Linked DNA regions of Homo sapiens: region 2 is linked to region 1. Evidence: read pairs that join two places in POLR2A ChIA-PET (ENCODE). Cell type or tissue: K562. All regions are shown on one strand. Each heading gives the region's core, and the rest is flanking DNA. Links, peaks and the distances in the headings are about the cores only. Region 1 holds the start of LINC01841 (long intergenic non-protein coding RNA 1841). Region 2 overlaps TECR (trans-2,3-enoyl-CoA reductase).

The links. ChIA-PET counts read pairs that join two places held together with the same protein. Peaks named below come from ENCODE experiments on the same cell type or tissue, not always from the same donor. Only the 100,000 strongest peaks of a DNase experiment are listed, where the experiment ranks them.
Region 2: POLR2A ChIA-PET joins it to region 1 with 5 read pairs; 7 of 35 experiments call an interaction of 5 or more read pairs at or near these places.

The regions. Positions count from the first base shown.
Region 1 is chr19:14,361,247-14,365,624 of GRCh38, reverse strand. It overlaps LINC01841 (long intergenic non-protein coding RNA 1841), which reads left to right and starts at 1,635. Exons shown (of 4, transcript NR_134908.1): 1 at 1,635-1,753. In K562, for the core only: a CTCF peak has its summit at 3,702 (motif pointing left); DNase peaks (open chromatin) are centred at 744, 1,824, 2,274 and 3,699; H3K4me3 peaks cover 797 bases.
Region 2 is chr19:14,544,412-14,548,789 of GRCh38, reverse strand. The region is part of intron 1 of TECR (trans-2,3-enoyl-CoA reductase); the gene reads right to left. It also overlaps a transcript of DNAJB1 not described here. Among named protein-coding and RNA genes, the nearest start is that of TECR, 17 kb to the right of the region's middle. In K562, for the core only: no CTCF peak of the experiment used is centred there; no DNase peak of the experiment used is centred there.

The DNA.
Region 1 (4,378 bases), core at 172-4,171:
ATACATTGTCCTAGTCTATTGTTAGAAGCAAGTTATTGGGTCCAGCTCACACTCGAGGGATCACACAGAGTGCAGACATCAGGAGGTGGGAATCATGGAGGAGTCTTGGAGCCTGTCTGCCTCACCTCCTCTCCTCTAGTATTCCTAGTTTTTTTTTTTTTTTCGAGATGGAGTTTTGCTCTTGTTGCTTAGACTGGAGTGCAATGGCAGGATCTCGGCTCGCTACAACCTCTGCCTCCCAGGTCCAGGTGATCCTCCTGTCTCAGCCTCCCAAGTAGCTGGGATTACAGGAGCCCCCTGCCACACCTGGCTAATTTTTGTATTTTTAGTAGAGATGGGGTTTCACCATGTTGGTCAGGCTGGTCTTGAACTCATGACCTCAAATGATCTGCCTGTCTGGGCCTCCCAAAGTGCTGGGGTTACAGGCATGAGCCACCAAGCCTGGCCTCTTTGCTGATTTTCATCTGTAACTTTCACTGTAATAAACCATAACTGGGAGTAACACCACTTTTCTGGGATCTATCAATCTCAGCAAATTATTGACCCTGAGGGTGGTCTCAGGGACCCCCGACACAAGCCCCATTTCCCAGCCACCATCTTTTGCAATCTCCATTGCCCTAGTCACCGAATGGCATATTCTTATCCATTTGCTATTTCCTGCCTCTCTCCTCTGGATCAAAGGCTCTGGAAGGTCGAAAACTCATCTGTCTTTCCCATGAAAGGCTGTAGAACAAAATGGTCAGGGGTCAAGTCCTGGCCCTGTCACTTTTTCATTGTTGCTGAGTCAAGGTCTCAGCCAGGGTGGAGTGCAGCAGTGCAGTCATAGCTTACTGCAGCCTTGAACTCCCGGGCTCAAGCAATCCTCCCACCTCAGCCTCCCTTGTGGCTGGGACTACAGTCACATGCCACCACAGCCAGCTATTTTTTTTCTTTTAAGACAGGGTGTCGCTCTGTCACCCAGGCTGGAGTGCAGTGGCATGATCTCGGCTCACTGCAACGTCTGCCTCCCAGGTTCAACTGATTCTCCTGCCTCAGCCTCCCGAGTAGCTGGAATTACAGGCATGCGCCACCACGCCTGGCTAATTTTTTTTTGTATTTTTAGTAGAGACGGGGTTTCACCATGTTGGCCAGGCTGGTCTTGAACTTCTGACCTCAGGTGATCCGCCTGCCTCGGCCTCCCAAAGTGCTGGGATTACAGGCTTGAGCCACCAAGCCCGGCCCCACACCCAGCTAATTTTTATTTTTTGAGACGGAGTCTTGCTTTGTTGCCCAGGCTGGAGTGCAGTGGCACGATCTCAGCTCACTGCAATCTCCACCTCCCAAGTTCAAGCGATTCTCCTGCCTCAGCCTCCGCAGTAGCTGGGATTACAGGCATCCGCCACTACGCCAGCTAATTTTTTTGTATTTTTAGTAGAGACGAGGTTTCATCTTGTTGGCCAGGCTGGTCTTGAACTCCTGACCTCAAGTGATCCGTCAGTCTCAGCCTCCCAGAATGCCTGAAGGTTAGCTTTTAAGTGTTGGTTACTTTATCTCCTCAGTAGCTAGATCAGGGTCCAGGTGGTCAGGATTCAGTCAAAAGCAAGTGATTAAGGAGACTCCTCTGGGGACTTTGCGATGGAGAGGCAGGAGGGGCCACGAGCGGGGGTGGGGAAGAGAAGAGGGCACAGAGGCCAGCGGATGAGAGAGACACCAGGGAGCCTGGGATGCCTGCCCGAGGCTCTGGCCACGCCCATGCCCTGCCTGTCCCGCTAAGGTGAGCTGGTCCTTCTGTGATCACCCGGGGAGGAGGCCTACAGGAGCTGCAGAGCTGAGTAGAGAGGGAAGGCGCGGGGGAGGCCAAGTCCCACGGGTCTGGGCTTCTAGGAGGAAACGTGTGGGAGGTTGGGACGGGAGGCGTGGGGGCGGGGGACAGGCAGGGCAGCTGGAGCCGGGGCTGTAGTCGGGCGCCGGCCAAGCCCCAAAGAAAGCCTGTGTTGGGCAGCGTCCGGTCTGGCCTGGCCTGGGAGGATGCCTGCTTGCTGCTGGGGGGCCCTGGAGATGCCGACGTAGCTCTGTACCCCCGGGAGGAATGTGACCCCCTCCCCACCCCCAGCCTCCAAATTTTTCCACATAAGGCTTCAGGGGTGCTCATGCCGCATGAGTTCAGGACAAAGGAATCAAAAGCACATGGACTGGATTCCCTAGGGAGGAGAAATTCTGGAAATAAGACGAAGAGGAGGACAAAGGGGCCCGGGGGCGGGGTGAGGGTGCTGGGACGGAAGCGGGGGGCGGGGATTGGGAGGCAGCCGGAGAAGGTGCCTGGCTCTGAGTGGCCTTAGACTGGGGACACATCTCAGCTGGGGATGAAGGCCACTGTGGCCCCGGACCGCCAGGGCAACTCCTTGGACCTCTCTGAGCCTTGTTCCTTCCTTTTTTTTCTTTTTTCTTTTTTTTTTGAGACGGAGTCTTGCTCTGTCACCCAGGCTGGAGTGCAGTGGCGCGATCTCGGCTCACTGCAAGCTCTGCCTCCCAGGTTCACGCCATTCTCCTGCCTCAGCCTCCCGAGTAGCTGGGGCTACAGGCGCCCCCCACCACGCCCGGCTAATTTTTTGTATTTTTAGTAGAGACGGGGTTTCACCGTGTTAGCCAGGATGGTCTCAATCTCCTGACCTCGTGATCCGCCCGCCTCGGCCTCCCAAAGTGCTGGGATTACAGGCGGGAGCCACCGCGCCCGGCCACCTTGTTTCCTTTCTTTTGGCCCAGATTCTTGGGGCAAAATACTTGGAGTCCTCCATGTCTCTGTCTCTGTTTTATTTTGTTCTCTCTTTCTGTTTCCTTCTTTCTTCTCTTTCTTCGTTCTCTGTCTCTCCTTCCTTCCTTCCTTCCTTCCTTCCCTCTCTTTCTTTCTTCTCCTTCCTTCTTTCTTTCATCTATCTCTGTCTCTCCTCCCTTTCTTTCTCCTTCCTTCCTTCCCTCCCTCCCTCCATTTCTTCCTTCCTTCCTTCCTTCCTTCCCTCTTTCTTCTCCTTCCTTCTTTCTTTCTTTCCTCTATCTCTATCTCTCCTCCCTTTCTTTCTCCTTCCTCCCCTCCCTCCCTCCCTCCCTCCCTCCCTCCCTCCCTCCCTCCCTTCCTTCCTTCCTTCCTTCTCCTTCCCCGGTCTCACTTTGTTGCCCAGGCTGGTCTTGAACTCCTAGGCTTCAGTGACCCTCCTGCCTCTGCCCCACAAAGTACTGGGATTACAGGCATGAGCCACCATGCCTGGCCTCTATCTCTGCCCCTGTCCCTTTCTCTCTCTCTCTATTGTATCAGCAAATCCCGAGAGCTCTATTTTCAAAATCTATCCAGCATCTACTCACTTTTCACCTCCTCCACAGCCCCTACCTGGTCCGGCCCCATCAACTCCCCCTTGGCCCAGTGCAGACTCCTCTGCCCTGGTCTCCTGGCTCCTGCCCTTGCTCGCCCGCTCCATGCTTTTCTGTCAGGGCACGTCCCTCCTCTGCTCAAGGACCCTCCAGGGCTCCCACCTCACTCAGTGCAAAAGCCAAATTCCTTCTTGTGGCCCACAGGGCCCTGCAGGATCTGCTCAGCACTTATCTGCCCTCACCTCCTCCTTCTCTCCCCTTTGCTCATTCCCTTCAGCCAGGCCAGCTTCCTCGCCGTTTTGGGCATGCTCCTACCTTAGGGGCTTTGCACGGCAGCTCACTCTCACTTGCAGCACCACCTCCTCCTCCAGATCCCCACATGGCTTTCTCTCGCCCCCTTCAGGTCTTTTTTTTTTTTTTTTTGAGACAGAGTCTCATTCTGTCACCCAGGCTGGAGTGCAGTGGCACAATCTCAGCTGGCTGCAGCCTCCGCCTCTCGGGTTCAAGTGATTCTCCTGCCTCAGCCTCCTGAGTAGCTGGGATTACAGGCACGCACCACCACACTCAGGTAATTTTTGTATTTTTTTTTTTTTTTGAGACAGAGTCTTGCTCTGTTGCCCAGGCCAGAGTGCAGTGGTGCGATCTCGGCTCACTGCAAGCTTCGCCTCCCAGGTTCACGCCACTCTCCTGCCTCAGCCTCCCTAGTAGCTGGGACTACAGGCACCCGCCACCACGCCCAGCTCATTTTTTGTATTTTTAGTAGAGACAGGGTTTCATCGTGTTAGCCAGGATGGTCTCGATCTCCTGACCTCGTGATCCGCCTGCCTCGGCCTCCCAAAGTGCTGGGATTACAGGCGTGAGCCACCGCGCCCGGTTGTAATTTTTGTATTTTTAGTGGAGACAAGGTTTCACCACGTTGGCCAGGCTGGTCTCAAACTCCTGACCTCAGATGATCTGCACGCCTTGGCCTCCCAAAGTCCTGGGATTACAGGTGTGAGCCACCATGCTTGGCCCAAGTCTTTTGTTCGTTTGCTTT
Region 2 (4,378 bases), core at 68-4,067, 180 kb before region 1:
CAGCCTGGCCAACATGGTGAACCCGTCTCTACCAAAATACAAAAATTAGCCAGACGTGGTGATGCGTGCCTGTAATCCCAGCTACTTGGGAGGCTGAGACAGGAGAATTGCTTGAACCTGGGAAGCGGAGGTTGCAGTGAGTCGAGATCGCACCACCGCACTCCAGCCTGGGCGACAGTGCAAAACTCCGTCTCTAAAAGAAAAAAAAGAGACGACAGAGATGAGCAGTGCTGCAGAGACCCTTAGGCAAAGCCTAAGATCTTTGCTAGCTGGATTAAGTTTGCCAACCCCTGGCTTAGGCCTGGTAACGGCAGTGAGGCTGATGAGAAGTGGTTAAATTCTAGAATGCTGAGCTAAGGGATGTGCTGACATTTGGACATGAGGCATGAGAGAAAGAGCAGAGTCAAACAGCTTAGGGCCTGGGTAACAAACAGGCCGGAACTGCCACCAAGGGGGTGGGGAAATGCAGGTTCAAGAGGAAAAATCAGAAGCTCCATTTTGGACATGTAAAGTTTGAAATGCCCATTAGGCCCAGGCACAGTGGCTCACACCTGTAATCCCAGCACTTTGGGAGGCCGAGGGGGCGGATCATGAAGTCAGGAGATCGACACGATCCTGGCTAACACGGTGAAACCCCATCTCTACAAAAAATACAAAAAATTAGCTGGGCATGGTGGTGGGCGCCTGTAGTCCCAGCTACTTGGGAGGCTGAGGCAGAAGAATCGCTTGACCCAGGAGGCAGAGGTGGCAGTGAACTGAGATCACACCACTGCACTCCAGCCTGGGTGACAGAGCGAGACTCCGTCTCAAAAAAAAAAAAAAAAAAGAAATGCCCATTAAACACACACATGGTTGGGAGGCCAAGGCAGGAGGATCCCTCGAGGCCCAGAGTCCAAGACCCAAGACCCAAGACCAACCTGGGCAACATCGCAAGACCCCATTTCTACCAAAAAAAAACAAAAGTAGCCGGCTGTAGGTGGTATGCACCTGTAGTCCTAGCATAATCAGGAAGCTAAGGCAAGAGTATCACTTAAGCCCAGGAGGCCCAAGCTGCAGTGAACTATAATAGCACCATTGCACTCCAACCTGGGTGACAGAATGAGACCCTGACTCAAAAAAAAAAAAAAATATTAGGTACAGTGGCTCACACCTGTAATCCCAGAACTTTGGGAGGCCAAGGCAGGTGGATTACCTGAGGTCAGGAGTTTGAGACCATCCTAGCTAACATGGTGAAAACTCATCTCGACTGAAAATACAAAAAATTAGCCAGGTGTGGTGGCACATGCCTGTAGTCCCAGCTACTCTGGAGACTGAGGCACGAGAATCACTTGAACTTGGGAGGCAGAGGTTGCAGTGAGCAGAGTTCATGCCACTGCACTCCAGCCTGGGCAACAGACTGAGACTCTGTCTCAAAAAACATAAAATAAAATAAAATAAAATAAAATAGGCCAGGTACGGTGGCTCACGCCTGTAACTAATATTTTTACCCAAGCTTTAAGAGTTGCAAAAGATGTCATTTCTGGCCTACTGTCGGTATTAAAAATTTTACATAAACATTTACAGGACTCTGTTAAATCTATCTAGAGTCTAAATGCTTCAGTAATTTGAAACCTACCATTATCCCTTTAAAAAAAAATAAGAGGCTATGAATAAGCTCTTTAACATTGGCTCTCTTTTTGCTTTGACGTTGGTTTCTGTTTCCCTCCTTCATAGGATCTTATTATAATACATGTTTATGACTGAAGGTTAGCACTGATTACCCTATCATGTTGATCAAATTGAAATTTAATTTTTAGGCTGGGTGCAGTGGCTCATGCCTGTAATCCCAGCACTTTGGGAGGCCAAGGCGGGCAGATCAGATCACTTGAGGTCAGGAGTTTGAGACCAGCCTGGCCAACATAGTGAAACCCTGTTTCTACTAAAAATACTAAAGTTAGCTGGGCGTAGTGGTGTGCACCTGTAGTCCCAGCTACCTGGGAGGCTAAGGTGGGAGAATGGCTTGAACCCGCCCTCAGAGGTGGAGGTTGCAGCAAGCCAAGATCGCGACACGGCACTCCAGCCAGGGCAACAGAGCAAGACTCCGTCTTAAAAAAAGAAAAGAAAAAATAATGTTTAAGAAATATTTCAGTGACCAAAGGTTCTAAGCATAGAAAGAAAAATCCAGGCTAGACACGGTAGTGCATGCAGCCAGGCCAAGATAGTGAGAGCCCTGTTTCTGTAATAAATAAATAAAAAGAAAATTTCTGCAGGAGGTTGCTCACTACAACCTCTGCCTCCCGGGTTCAAGCAATTCTCCTGCCTCAGCCTCGCAAGTAGCCAGGATTACAGACACGTGCCACTGCACCTGGTTAATTTTTGTATTTTTAGTAGAAGAGGGGTTTCAGCATGTTGACCAGGCTGGTCTTGAACTCCTGACCTCAAGTGATCCGCCCACCTCAGCCTTCCAAAGTGCTGAAATTACAGGTGTGAGCCACTACACCTGGCCTAGGGTGGAGTTTTCTCAGAGCAAAAAAAAAAATCCCAAATCTAGAATTCCTTCTGAGTTAGATGCCCAAAAACTTTCAGTGTGATCTATGATCGGAAATGTCTGTAATGATTTCCCAGCTGAGTAGCCCCCAGCGCCGCCCCCATGATTTTTCTGAAAGCAGATTTGTGACCACCCCAGGTGCAGAAGGACTTGGTCCCCAGGGACGAGCTAGCATGGATCACTTCCTCACCTTCCAGGCAGGTCCCCCAAGAGTCAGTGGCATGGCGGGCGTGACCCAGCCAGGAAGGGAGATCAGGGTCCCAACTCCTAGTCCAGCCATGTCCTGGGGGCTCTATGTGGCCCAGAGGAGCTCTGATCAGGCCTTGGATGGAATACTGAGCCACTCAGCTCTGCCTGAGGGAGGCTGCGGTTACCTGCTGCGTTGTGACCCATTTCCGATGCTCCTCGGGGACAGCAGGAAGAAGCCAGGGAACCCACACAGCCCTTTCCCAAGCCGCAGCCCTTTCCCAAGCACAGCAGGGATGTACTTGTCACACGGAGACCTACAAAGGGCTCAACCGTGTGCAGGGGTGTCTGTCACTCCCAAAAACCTTTTCTGCTAACTGTGCAGTTTGCACTCGCCATGCACGCAACCAACACGGACTGTGCCCCTTGCTGCGTCGGGCCTGCCTGTGCCAGCTGCTGGGCTCAGTGATGAATGGCAGTCAGGCGGGTGTAACAAGAGCGTGCGGGCAGCGATCCAAGGGCCGGGATATGACAGTGCGCACGACTGAGAGAGGCTATCCCCCCCACCCCCTAGGCTTGCTGGTGCTCAAGGGGACATGAACAAAGCACCTATTACATAATACGGGGTCACGATGTACCAGGAGCTGTGGAGAGGAGACAGCGGTGCAGAGGGCCCAGAGGGCCACAGTGGGTGTGCCCGGGAGGACCCTGCTGAGGAAATGGGATTTCAGCTGAGGGCCAGCATGAGGCTCCCTGGCGGGGAATGCAAAGGCCCTGGGGTAGCACAGAGCTTTGGGGAAGCGGGTGACACCCGGAGGCTGGAACAGAGTAAATTTTAGGGGGAGCAGCTAAGCAGCAGGCTGGAGCAGAGCCAAGACAAGTGCTTTAGGTTTTACCCTTGAGCAATGAGGAATCGCTGGAATGCCACAGGCTGCTTTGGTTTCTTGAAGAATCATCTCTCTGCTGGGGACAGAGGAACAGTAAGGGAGCAAATGTGGCTTCAGAGACAGTGGTGAGAGGCTTAGAAACAACTCAGGGCAGAGACTCAGGTGCTTGGACCAGGGAGGGAACAGAGAAGGGAAGGAGTGAAAAGGACACCGCAGTTCCTAGATTCTGATGTGTCAATGGTTCAAAACAAGCCACGTGCTGGGCATGGTGGCTCTTGTCTGTAATCCCAGCACTTTGGGAAACAGAGGCAGGAGGATCACTGGAGCCCATGAGTTCAAGACCAGCTTAGGCAACACAGCAAGACCCCATCTCTACAGAAAATTTTCAAATTAGCCGGGCGTGATGGCATGCACCTGTGGTCTCAGCTACTTGGGAGGCCGGGGCACAAGAATCCCTTGAACCCAGGAGTTGGAGTTGCAGGGAGCCGTGATCGTGCCACTGCACTCCAGCATGGGCGACAGAGTGAGACCCTGTCTCAAAAAAAAAAAAAAAAGGAATGGCCAAACACCGCAGCAGCAAAAGATGAGCCCGGTTCATGGAAGAGCAGAACCCTCTGCTACTATCACCAAGGATATGCTATAAGCTCAGGACCCGCACTCAAAGCCAGACCTGCCAGTCCCATAGAATGGCCGCACACCCCGAGATCATGCAAGCATCCTCGTCCTGATCAGTTGCAGTGACTTTTGAGGGCAGGCATCAATTATGCGGCTGAACGGC